2 separate regions of the Mus musculus genome follow, and region 2 is linked to region 1. The links are chromatin contacts, found by POLR2A ChIA-PET in ENCODE. All regions are on one chromosome and are shown on one strand. The core of a region is the stretch at or near the end of the contact, and the rest is flanking DNA. Distances in the headings are between cores, read along the strand shown.

Region 1 (5,957 bases), core at 1-2,500:
CAAAGAAACCCTGTCTCGGAAAACCAAAAAAAAAAGAAAAAAGGAAAGGAAAGAAAAGTGCTGCAGGACCTGTTCGGGACCCTGGATTCAATCCCTAGCGCCTCACAGAAGTAAAAAGAACAAGAAAGAATGCCATGCCGCTGTCCACTTAGAACTCAATCAATTCCCCTTTTTTAAGCCAATTTTGTGCCAGCCCTTTCCCACCACAGCATGCAGACACCGCTGAGTTTCAGAGAACTAACTGCCCAGCTGGGAATGGCACCTTGCAGCATGCATGCGCGTGCACACATGCTCCGGAGCACTGTGCCTGTACCCCCTTTTCCACCATTCCATAGTCCTTGCTAAGACCGGGAAGTAACAAGGCTGGAATTACTGGGCAGAGGAAGAAGCCACTGGATCCCTGCTGTAATTGTGTGGATCCTACATTCACCTTCTCTATGCTCTTTGTGTTAAAAAAAAAACATTTTCAGATCATTCCCTTATGCTATGCATTCATCTGAAAACAAAACAAAACAAACCTCTCCTTTAGTCTTTCCTTACAATACCGGTTCATTTCGATAATTTCACCAGAGTATGAAAATATTGGGCGATGGAAGAACTGGACAGTATTATCACTTATCACTTCTAAAGATACCTCACTTCCTGTTGTCACAACCAGGATAAGGGCCAACAGGTAGTCCCAGCATTCAGCCAGTTTCTCTAGATGCTAACATTGACCTTAGATAACCACAGATGCTCTGTTCATTTTTCCTCCACCGTGACGTGACCCACACTAGCCAAGTGTTCTCTACTTTGTATAATCCGCCAAAGTATTCGTTAATTAGTTTAAAAAAAAAATAGCCCTGGAATGGTCCAGAAAGGTGGCTCCACGCACACTCACTGAACAATTACATGTCTAGCCCTTAGAAATCATTGGTAATTATGAAATTGTCCGGTCCAGATGCCTAAAACTTTGTTTTCAAGACTTTCCAAGATAGCAGATGGCCCAATCCCATATAGAGGGTATCAGATACAGGACCGGCTTGGGAAAGTTCCAGGAGGGCATCACAAAGAAACACTGAACTGTTTAAAGACAAGCGAGGCTGAGCTGAACTGGCCCTCCTGGGAAGGGATGTGAATTGTCACAGGTATGCCAGCTGGAAGGAGTGAGCTGACATCTGAGGACCCTAGGCGCAGAAACCCGCCGCCATCACTCGACCTCTAGAAACATCTGGGAAAACTACAAAACTCCCGTGTTGCTTTTCGCTTAGGCGGAGGCAGGGGAGCCCCGCTGGGCGCCAGCAAGGACCTAAACGCAGCGACCCGGGTCCTCCCCGCCTACATTCTCCATCTTCTCCATTCATACGTCCATCAGCGGAGGACTGAAGACCAGAGCGAAGGGAAAAGCCAGAGTGCATGGTGTGTGGGAACTGCGTCCCACCCTCTCCCGGGAGAGGCTCCGGCGAGCCTTTCCCCTCCGGCGCCCGCCTCACGCGGCGGCGCCCACCGCCTCAGTGAAGCCCCGGGCGCGCAGTCTGCGCAGTTCCTGCCGCCGGGCCGCGAACCAGGGCCCGCAACGCGGCCCAGCCTTCTCCGCCCTCCTCGCCGTGACGAATCGGCGCCCGACTGGGACGGGATCCAAATTGGAAGACTTCTGAGGAAACCCAGGAGCCTGACGAAATTTTTTTTAAAAATCCTTGGCGCCCTAAGCCTCGCCGCGTGCTCACTGGAAGGGCTGTTCGTCTGCCGGGAGCCGGCCGCGGCCGGCAGACAATTCCCGGGAGCGTGTGGAAAGTGCGAGCGCGGAAGCTCCGGCGCGAGGGGCGGGGCGAGCGCGGGACAAAGGGAAGCGAAGCCGGAGCTGCGGGCGCCTGCTCGGCCCGCGGGTGAGTGTTTCCCAGTGGGCCCAACCCGGTCGGGGAAGGGTGGCGAGCGGTGGTGTTTCTGCTTGGCGGGACCCCGAGCTCCCGCGGGGTGCTGGGGTTCGGCCTCGGCTGCGAGGCGGGAGCTAGAGCCGGTGCGGCCTCGGTGAGGCCTAGCGGCGGCGGGGCAACCCCGTCCGGAACAGCTCCTCGGAGGCGCCGGTAGTCCCTTTCCGCGGGACTCCCGACGCCGGTGAGCACCAATGCACAACCCCCTGCAGGGGAGTTTCCAGAAAAGCTCGCCCTCCGCCCGCCACAAAACTCCAGGGAAAGGATCTCCGGAAACCCTCTGGGCAAGGCCAGCGGGGATCCTCACCCACCACGAAGGTGGTCGTCCCCCCCCCCCTTTGTTTATTTTTATTTTTTATTTGGTTCAGGCAGCGACTTAAGGATTCCCGGGGTGGCCTGGAGTGAAGTCTGAGACGGTGTGGGTTGGGTTTAAACCCATCTCTGACAATTCCGGGTCTCTGGCCTTAGACACTTAATCGCCCCGAGACTGTTTTCTTCCTTTGTAAAATGGGGACAGTCATACGCATCGGGTAGGGTCGTTGTGACTAGTGAGTAAGACTGTGTTATAAGCCTGACCAGTAAGGTAATTAATTCAATAAATACAGAGTTGCGTCCCAGGCACAATGGTTAGATCCACTCACTACTAGAGTTTATATGCTTAGCCCGGGAGAGCAATCATTTGTAAGTATTAGCAGTGAAGTGTAAGGTACCAGGGACCCTGTCACAGTTTCTGTCGGGGCTCCCCACAGCAAGGCCTACTGGGTGTTGATGGAAGGAAAAAAAGAGATGAATTGAAAAAACTTAGCTATTTCCACATCAGAAACTCTTACCTTGATGATTTGAGGCACTTCCTTAAAATGAAAACTAGGAGAAAAAAAAGTGTATTCACCATCCTTCTAAAAATAAGTTTTCATCTCTTATGCATTACCATTTGTGGTCTATGTTGAGTAAGGAACAAGCTCAGATATGTCCATGTTTCGAGCTGGCCATACTAGGACCAAATTTATGAAGACTTGAGCTATGTTTGAATAATACAGTAATAAATTAGACCATCCCTCCTCTCTTGCAAGGCAAAACCTAGCACATTCACATGTTGTTGGAGGGAAAGTGCCGCTGGTCTTTGTAAGCCATGTAGGAATACAGAGACGAGATATAATTTATTCTGTCCCGATGATGTATCAAGAAAGTACCTGAGATAATTTCTGAAATGAGCTGTAAAGGAACAACATGTGTCCTGTAAGTAGCCTCAGAAAATTGTTCCCGGCTCTTATGAAACTATTTACCAACAAAAGAGAATGTAAAGTTTGTTATCATACTGACTTACCTTTCACACTGCCTCCAGGAATAAGACATGACTCTGTTTCAATGAAAGATGTTCCCTAAATAAGGCAGAGCTTCTAATCAGGGGTTGTCAGTATCTGGTAGGCCTTGTTGGGGTCACCCGGATAATACATCACATTCTATTGTCATTATTTTTTTTTATCAGTCTAAGTAATCGTTTGCATGGCATCAGCAAAATGTTTTCCATACAAGACGCTGCTCTCAGTATCATAAGCAAAAACCTAAAAATCCATCTCTAATATAACTCTAAATTTCCCAGTAATTTATTTTCATCATTTAATTCTGATCAATCAAATGAATGTAAGAACTAGTTAAAAATATGCAAAAGGCTTGATTACTAGCAATTAATAGTGAAGTAATTTTGCTCAGAAATACCAAACTACCCTATTCTTTAGGAAAACATTCTCTTATGCTTGCTGAGTTTTGATTCTCTTTTTTTTTCTTTTTTTTCTTTTTTTTTATTTTAGTGTCTCAGATTCATTCTTAAGGAACTGAGAACTTAATCTTCCAAAATGTCAAGTAAGTTTCAATTTTTATATTTATCAATCTGTGTTAATACGAGACTAATGCCCTAGCAAATGGGAATTCCAAAATACTCTCATTTTTTTTTTTCTTCAAAGCAGGACCATTGGTAGTTTTGTTGCATAGTATTATATCTCAGTTGTTTACAAGAAGTTATTTATTTTCTTTCAAACAGAAAGACCATCTTATGCCCCACCTCCCACCCCAGCTCCTGCAACAGTAAGTTTTAATTTTCTTGTTAATGTAATAGCCAAGTCTGGCCTTGATACAAAAACCCAGATGTCTTCCACTGACAGTCACTCAGTCATCACAGCCACAGGATAGACAATTCAGCTAAAAAACAGCACTTCCTACCAAATAAAATAACTCCTTTCATCCTACCTGAGCCAAACCCAACACTTAAAAATACATACTGTGAGCTTCCAGCCTCCTGTGCTCTTTGTTTCCTAACGGGACATCAGTGAAACACTCCGTTCTTGCCGTTTTTCCCTGGTGAAGGGTCTTTCCGTTGATATTGAGTAAATGCTCGTTCTGGCATCCTTTATTCTTTTTTGTTGTTTTTAAGCCTAACCTTCAACCGGTTACATTTTCCTCTCACCGTAAGGGCTGGGTAGCTCAGTGGCAAGGCACTCACCTAGCGTGTCCTAGGTTGGAACCCCAGCAACACGACTTTTTTAATTAAACTTTCTTGTCAGCATATAAAAATTTCACATTAAATAAAGTTTCTTGTTCTAAGGATAGTTACGCTCATAAGTCTTATTTTAAAGCTGCTCAGGCCAGGGTTTCGTTACCCATGGGTCAGCTCTTGCTACTGGATTTGGTTCTGTTTTGGCTTGCCGGCTGATCTGTTTTGAAGGTGTCCAATGGTTGTGAACTGTTTTTACCCAACAAGCTCTTCCCAGCTTAAGCAGCTTGTAAAATAACTATCCAATCACAAGTCCACTTTAACAGCAAACTGTACAGGCCCTTGCTGAAATGCTGAAATGGCTTTCTTACCATTTTAAAACAACAACAAAAAGACCACTTAACATAACCACGTCCTACAAAATTTGAATCAGGATTATTTTGATTTGTTTTGTTTTGTTTTGAGACAGGGTCTTTATGTAGCCCAGGCTGGCTTCCAAATGGTGATCCTTCTTCCTCAGCCTCCCAAACGCTGGGATTATCAGCATGCCCAGCCCCAAATTAATTCTTTAATATCTGCTAGCTCTTCCTTCCATTCCCTCTACCAACTCACTGCAGGCTAGTCTACTTTTATTACTAATGAGTTCCTGTGTCTTTTCCTTTTTTGTTTGTTTTCTCTGCTAGGTAACTAACTAGTCTGATTTACTAACCCATAGGTGTTTGTTTTAGTTACATTTATCAACAGTTTGTTTCTCCTTAGATGCTCCTTTTAAAAGGCCTACCATACATTCTTAAGTTCACTCCATGTAATATACAGTCTGCAGGGTCGCTTCCAGTGGACTGTAAAGTCGTGTGCTTCATGATTTTTCTTTCTTAAAGAACATTTCTTACCCCCATCTCCATCACATTCCACTCATGGTTGTGTGCTGGTTTAGTTGAGTGATTAAAAGTCTCACCTCAAAAACAGAAGCAGGCCCCTCAACTTTAGAAATGGTGTAATTGCAGTATACTAGTTTCATTTTTTTTAAATTCCCCTATTCACTTATGTTGTTCTTTAATCAGTGTTCGGAGGTGTCATTTTTATATAAATACTACCTCCAGGAGTGTCTAGTGAACAAACTTGCTATTATTTTTTAACTAAATATTTTAAAAACCAAGATCCCCTTCTGAGTTTTCATACAAAGAAAGGGATCCTTGTTTAACCCTCATCATAATTTCACATTTATACACAAAATCTAGAAACTAGGGATTATAACACCCAGCAAAATGGATATGAAATGAGTTAATCTTTCTCTTTTTTAAATGTCATTGCTTTTACCACCATTATCACCACCCACCCCTTCCACTGCCACCTCTCCAATGAGCCACTCCCCGTGGAACACGCCCTTTCTGTGCCTTTACGATTTCATCTGTGTTTTGCTACTGAAATATGCTTAATTTGCGTCTTTCCTAACTATATGGGCTATAATGGATCACTTTGTCTTCCTCTAAAAAGTGCCACACGTGCTGCCTGCTTGAGTGTCTTTGGATACTAAGGCTATATACAAGGGCATGCTTTAG
Region 2 (6,124 bases), core at 2,241-4,740, 160 kb before region 1:
AAGCCATCTCCCATGGCTCATGCCTTCATATTTTGCAGCCCTAAGTGGGTTAGGCTGTAAGAAACAGAAATCAGTGAGAATAACAAAAGCGTTCGCCAAGCTCTTCCGCTACGCCTGCCATCTGCTATCCTAATGCGTTGTATTTGTTAACTCATGAGTCTCCCAAGATGACACCACAGTTAGCAAAGTTATAATTCCTACTTTAGAGAGAGGAAACGAGGATCAAGCTTCACAGTAAACAGTGAGTCCGACTCCAGAGGCCACCCACGGAATCCCTACAGCAGCCTCCAGAGCCACCAGGCAGTTTCCATCACAGTACAGACGAAGAAACTGGGAGGGGTGGGAGGATCTAAGATAATGCAGATTTAGGATCACTGAATTTTACACGTTGGTCAATGAAGAGGCATGGACCTTAGCAATACCTTGTCACAATGAGCTATACAAGTCTCTCACACAACTCCCGGAATCCTGCTCTGTACTCCCTTAGCACTCTGCCCATCCCCTCCAAGGCAGCCTAGACTGTTCTAACAGTCTCCTGGATCCTCCGTGGGCATGTTGGTTTGCCTCTCCAGGGACACACTATATCCCTTGAGGAGCAGAAATTATATCTTAGTCATCTGTGTAAACCCAGGTCATATTATAGGCGCTCAATTAAACCTGTTGAAGAAATGAATAAATTAATGAATATGGGCGACTCGTTCCAACCAAACTGGTCCACTTCGAGTCTCCACCTGCTAAAACACCTGGGTATTTTTTTCAGTCCTCACTTCCCAGAACAGCCCTCTCTCTGCTGTTGCACATACTGAAGATTCTAACCCATGCTTCACAAGACTCAGCTCAATTCCACTGTGCTGTGGAATTCAGTCCAGTTGATGAGTGACCTCATCAACGTCAGTTCAATGTCGTGGAAAACTATCATCTCTGTCGCTATAGCAAAACCAGACTCTAGCACAACCAGTTCTGCGCCTCTGGGATAATTTCTATAAATTTCTAAGGTTTAGTGTTTTCCAGCTATAAAATTAGGCACATAATACCTATTCTTAGAGAACTGGGGGGAGACTGAAAGTAAGCCATCTGAAGACCACACATGGGAGGGAAATGTGGGCTCCACCCAGCCCCACACTCCTTTGCCATTCATGAACCACTTAAGTTGCGGGTCTTAGCATTTCCCTTCTGTCAGACTGCAATGACTTGGAGAGCTCCTTAAGGAATGCCATCCCCATCTGGACGTCTCATGACTTATACACACAGCAACTCTGAGGGCAGAGGGATTAGGAGGTTGGTTATGACAACCACATGCGAGAGATGCCAGGGCTCATGTCAGACACTCTCATTGGCATCTCTGTGATCCCACTCATGCCAAAGACTCGATTCAGGCGGTGAGTGCAAAAAAAGACAAAGGTTTGCTCCGTGAAATGGTGGATATCTCTTCCTACTATTTTTAGTCCAATCTTAAGGTAGATTGAGGTTTTTATGTTTTTCTCCAGCACAGAAAATTAAAAGCTAACACTAAAGAAAACCTAGGAAAAACAAAACCCTAAACCCATGGCGGCCATCAGGAACACCGAGAGCGCTTTGCTTTCTCTTTTCGTCAAGTCCTGGGAGGGAGGCTTCACCTCTCTGAAGCAGCCAGGGTCTTCTTTCCCTCCTGTTAGCCTCCATTTATCGTACATGTTATCTTCACAACAATCAATTCCCACGCTCAGGGCTTTTTTGTTTCTTTCAGCTGCTGCCCTACTTGCAGGTTCTGACAGGTTGGAGGAGTGGAGGAGCTGCAGCCTGGCGGCAGGAACCCGCAGCTCACAAGCAGCGCCTCACCAATACTGGCAGCCAAATCCCCTTTCCCTGCAGATTCCTGTAGCCCCCGTTCTATGGAATGTGCAGCTACAAACTTCATTTGAAGAAGCAATTACTAATGGAACCCTGTCAAGTCCCTGGGTTTTCAATATTTTTCCCATTTCCATGCTCTTTCTGTTTTGCTTTTTCCCCATGGGGAGAAGCAAGTGGTGAGATCTGGAGCCTTAGTTCCTCTAACAGCAAATCTACCATGGGAGAGAAGGAATATGCAAGGTGGAAGAGTAGAAAGCTGACAAATCTCAGACTCAAGCAGGCTTCCAACTGCGGTTCAGCCAGCTAGCATTAGGAAAAAATCACTCCATTTCTTAGCTTCACCTTCCTGACAAAATTGAGACTGTAACAGCTAGCCCTATCAGTGCATTGTTCTAGAGATTTTTAAATTGACCTATCTCAAAAAAGCATTACATAATTCTAAAACATGTGTGAATCTATACATATAACTATATATGTGATATATTTTAACAAGAGCAATGTCATAGCCTATGGGTAGTTATAAAATAAATTTATGTCATGTAAAGTCCCAATTAAATACTTCCCTGGATACTGTCCCACTGAAGTCTGAGCACAGTGTATCCAAGGGAAATATGTTTTTCTTGTTTACTGAGAGGGGAAATCTAGCTTGGAAACAGAAGTACAAGTCTGTCCTAAAAGTCCTGAACCAAGTGCCAGTCTGTAACCTAAATTTATGTAGCTACAAGAAAACTTTTCGTGCAATAAACCTCTCTTTGTAATCAGCCCGGAGCTTAAGGCACTTCAGGTTAGTTCCTCGGTTCTCGTGCTTAGAATCCCTGCCCCATGCTCTTCACAGGCACCCGTGCTTAGAATCCCTGCCCCATGCTCTTCACAGGCACCCGTGCTTAGAATCCCTGCCCCATGCTCTTCACAGGCACCCGAACCATGAACTGAAAAGTATGAAGCAGAATAAGTTCATGGTTTTGTCAAGAATTTAAAGATTCCATAGTCATTCCTGTGTACAGTTCCCTAAGCAAGAAATATGAATATACTCTCAAGATACATATATATAATCTCTTACGTATACGTGATATATCCCATATATTAATATATACTATATATTATATGTACACATATATATTACATATACATACATATAATTTCCTAAATCTTGCTTCTTAAATGTGGCAATTTCTTAACACTAATAGTTCACCATATCCTATTTTTTACTTACTTCAAGATCCTTCTTACAGCTCAATTTCAGCACACTTGCTACTTACTGCAATTCGCAAAGCTATCTAAAACAGGAATTTGAAAAATCCTTATTTCAACTACAATTTATAAGCAAAGTTCTTTTACTTTTTGAACCTAGCAAGTACTAAGTACAAGCTAAATTAACATTAGAAAATTAGATTTTTAATAGTTACTCAATGATCTTCAAAAGGTAAAATGTACTCATGTGAACTCCACCCATTCTCAGTTTCAACATAGCAAATTTCCCATCTGTACTCAGGGCAAATTCAAAAGCATTGAAAAGGTATTGGTTATTACTGAAGATAATTTATGCAATCATAAGCCAAAGATGCTATGCTGGCAAAAAGAAAACCATGCAAGTAAGCAAAGCCTAGCACCTGTGAGACACGCCCTCTCAGTATATAAAGGCTCGGCACTGTCCTTGGTAGCAGGCACTCCCTGGGCTACACTACACCACCATGTCTGTTCTATACAGCTCCAGCAGCAAGCAGTTCTCTTCCTCCCGCAGTGGAGGAGGAGGCGGTGGTGGATCCGTCAGGGTTTCCAGCACCAGGGGCTCTCTTGGTGGAGGGTATAGCTCAGGAGGCTTCAGCGGTGGCTCTTTTAGCCGTGGGAGCTCTGGGGGAGGTTGCTTTGGGGGCTCATCAGGTGGTTACGGAGGTTTTGGAGGAGGAGGCAGCTTTGGGGGAGGCTATGGAGGAAGCAGCTTTGGGGGAGGCTATGGAGGTAGCAGTTTTGGGGGTGGCAGCTTCGGTGGAGGTGGCAGCTTCGGTGGAGGCAGCTTTGGTGGCGGTAGCTATGGAGGAGGCTTTGGCGGTGGTGGATTCGGAGGAGATGGTGGCAGCCTTCTCTCCGGAAACGAGAAGGTGACCATGCAGAACCTGAACGACCGCCTGGCCTCCTACATGGACAAAGTCCGGGCTCTGGAAGAGTCAAACTACGAGCTGGAGGGTAAAATCAAGGAGTGGTACGAGAAGCATGGCAACTCAAGCCAGCGAGAGCCCCGGGACTACAGCAAATACTACAAAACCATCGAGGACCTTAAGGGGCAGGTAAGGCGCTTCAGACTCCGGCTTTCCATCGTTCCTAGGCATGCAATGCAGAGGAAGCTATGCCAAGTGTGGCACAGCTGACTGCTGTCTCTTCCCTGTTACCTTTTCATGTCTAGTGTAACCAGGCCTCATCAAAGATATTTATGGCAATGTGTCATCTAGCATGTGTGTTGCCTGTCGTCCAGGATGACAGACTACTGAGAACCTTATAGGTTTTAACACACATATGCGAGTTCACAGTTAAAATAGGCTAGGTCATACATAAGTGTGGGAGCTAAGATAATTTTAAATGAGTATGTTACATATATGCATATATATGTATAGATATGTATAAATTCACCCCTAGAAGTATTTATAACAAGTTAAACAGATACAAACATGAGTCACTCAAAAGTTAGCTGCAACACAAACAAATCACATACTATAAAGGAAAGGGTCGGCTGCAGGAATAGTACAATCCCAGCCAGTGCTCAAAAAGCAACCATAGCCATAAAGGTCCTGAAAGACCTGAGGGGAAGTATGGGCAAGTCTGGGACAGTCCATGTTTAGTTTGTCAGAGAACTATCTAAAATGCAACTCACCTATGCTAACCTGAGAAGCCAGAAGCCCACCTGATCTTTTCAATAACGTGTGTCTCTCCCCTCAGATCCTCACCCTGACAACTGACAATGCCAACGTGCTGCTGCAGATTGACAATGCCCGCCTGGCAGCTGATGACTTCAGGCTGAAGTAAGCTATGTGGATGTGGTGCACACACAGCAGGGGCTTCCAACAATGCTCCTGGATGCCCACAACAGCTTTTACACTCTCCTGAACTCATCTGGAGTGAAACAGTGCTAAGCTGTTTGTTTTTTTTTTTTAATTTAATTGTCATATCTTTTGGGCAATCGTTAAAGGAGGGTGTGTTTTAAAGTGACAGCTTTCTTCAAATCAAACTATATTAATTAATATTCCTACATGAATTCGTGTATTATGAATGTTGCCATGACATGAAACCAAATCTGTATCTGCACTGTAGTCCGTGTATATCCAGGTATACCGTCATCCTCCTGTATATTCAGTGTTTGTATCTTGCTTGCTTCAGATACGAGAATGAGGTGACCCTGCGCCAGAGCGTGGAGGCCGACATCAATGGCCTGCGCAGGGTACTGGATGAGCTGACCCTTAGCAAGTCTGACCTGGAAATGCAGATCGAAAGTCTGAACGAAGAGCTGGCCTACCTAAAGAAGAACCACGAAGAGGTGACACAAATTTACATAATTACATTCCCCCCTTTTAAAGAAAAAAAAAAAAGCTCATCTGGGTCGTGGTGTACTCACTAATTAAATCTAACTGCTCCTCAAACAGGAAATGAGAGACCTTCAAAATGTGTCCACTGGTGATGTGAATGTGGAAATGAACGCTGCCCCAGGGGTTGACCTGACTCAGCTGCTGAACAACATGAGAAACCAATACGAACAACTTGCAGAAAAGAATCGCAAGGATGCTGAAGAGTGGTTCAATCAGAAGGTAAACTAGCCAATCACCCTTCTTAGTGAAGCCCATGGAGCTTTTCTTAGCATGCCCAAATGGTCTCATCTTTTCCCTATTTTTTTTTTTTTTTTTGATCCTCTAGAGCAAGGAACTCACCACAGAAATCGACAGCAACATTGAACAAATGTCCAGCCATAAGTCTGAAATCACTGAATTGAGACGTACTGTTCAGGGTCTGGAGATTGAACTACAGTCCCAGCTGGCCCTGGTACGTTAAATCTTATAACCTGGCTTCTATTTTATCCTGCAATTGTTCATGCTAAAAATGACTTGGGGGCAAGAAATTAGAATCGAAATTGCAGCTTGTGGGCGTGTGGGGGGAAAAAAAAGAACTGCTCACATGGAGGCAGTCCTGCTCAAACTTTGGCAGTGCAGCCTAGCACGAATCCTAATTTACTTTCCTTCTACGAGGTCTTCCTGAATCCCATGTTTCACCTTAATAAACCCTTCTTCTCAGAAACAATCGCTGGAAGCCT

Evidence for each region. ChIA-PET counts read pairs that join two places held with the same protein, here RNA polymerase II (POLR2A).
Region 2: POLR2A ChIA-PET joins it to region 1 with 17 read pairs in Patski. The contact joins the promoter of Krt10 here to the promoter of Smarce1 in region 1. POLR2A ChIA-PET finds 5 or more read pairs at or near these places in 2 of 5 experiments (Patski and embryonic stem cell).

The regions. Positions count from the first base shown.
Region 1 is chr11:99,226,310-99,232,266 of GRCm38, reverse strand. It overlaps Smarce1 (SWI/SNF related, matrix associated, actin dependent regulator of chromatin, subfamily e, member 1), which reads left to right and starts at 1,250. Exons shown (of 11, transcript NM_020618.4): 1 at 1,250-1,865; 2 at 3,719-3,770; 3 at 3,949-3,992. The coding sequence starts at 3,764.
Region 2 is chr11:99,386,730-99,392,853 of GRCm38, reverse strand. Krt10 (keratin 10) reads left to right here and starts at 3,490. Exons shown (of 8, transcript NM_010660.2): 1 at 3,490-4,115; 2 at 4,762-4,844; 3 at 5,200-5,356; 4 at 5,463-5,624; 5 at 5,731-5,856; 6 at 6,106-6,124. The coding sequence starts at 3,522.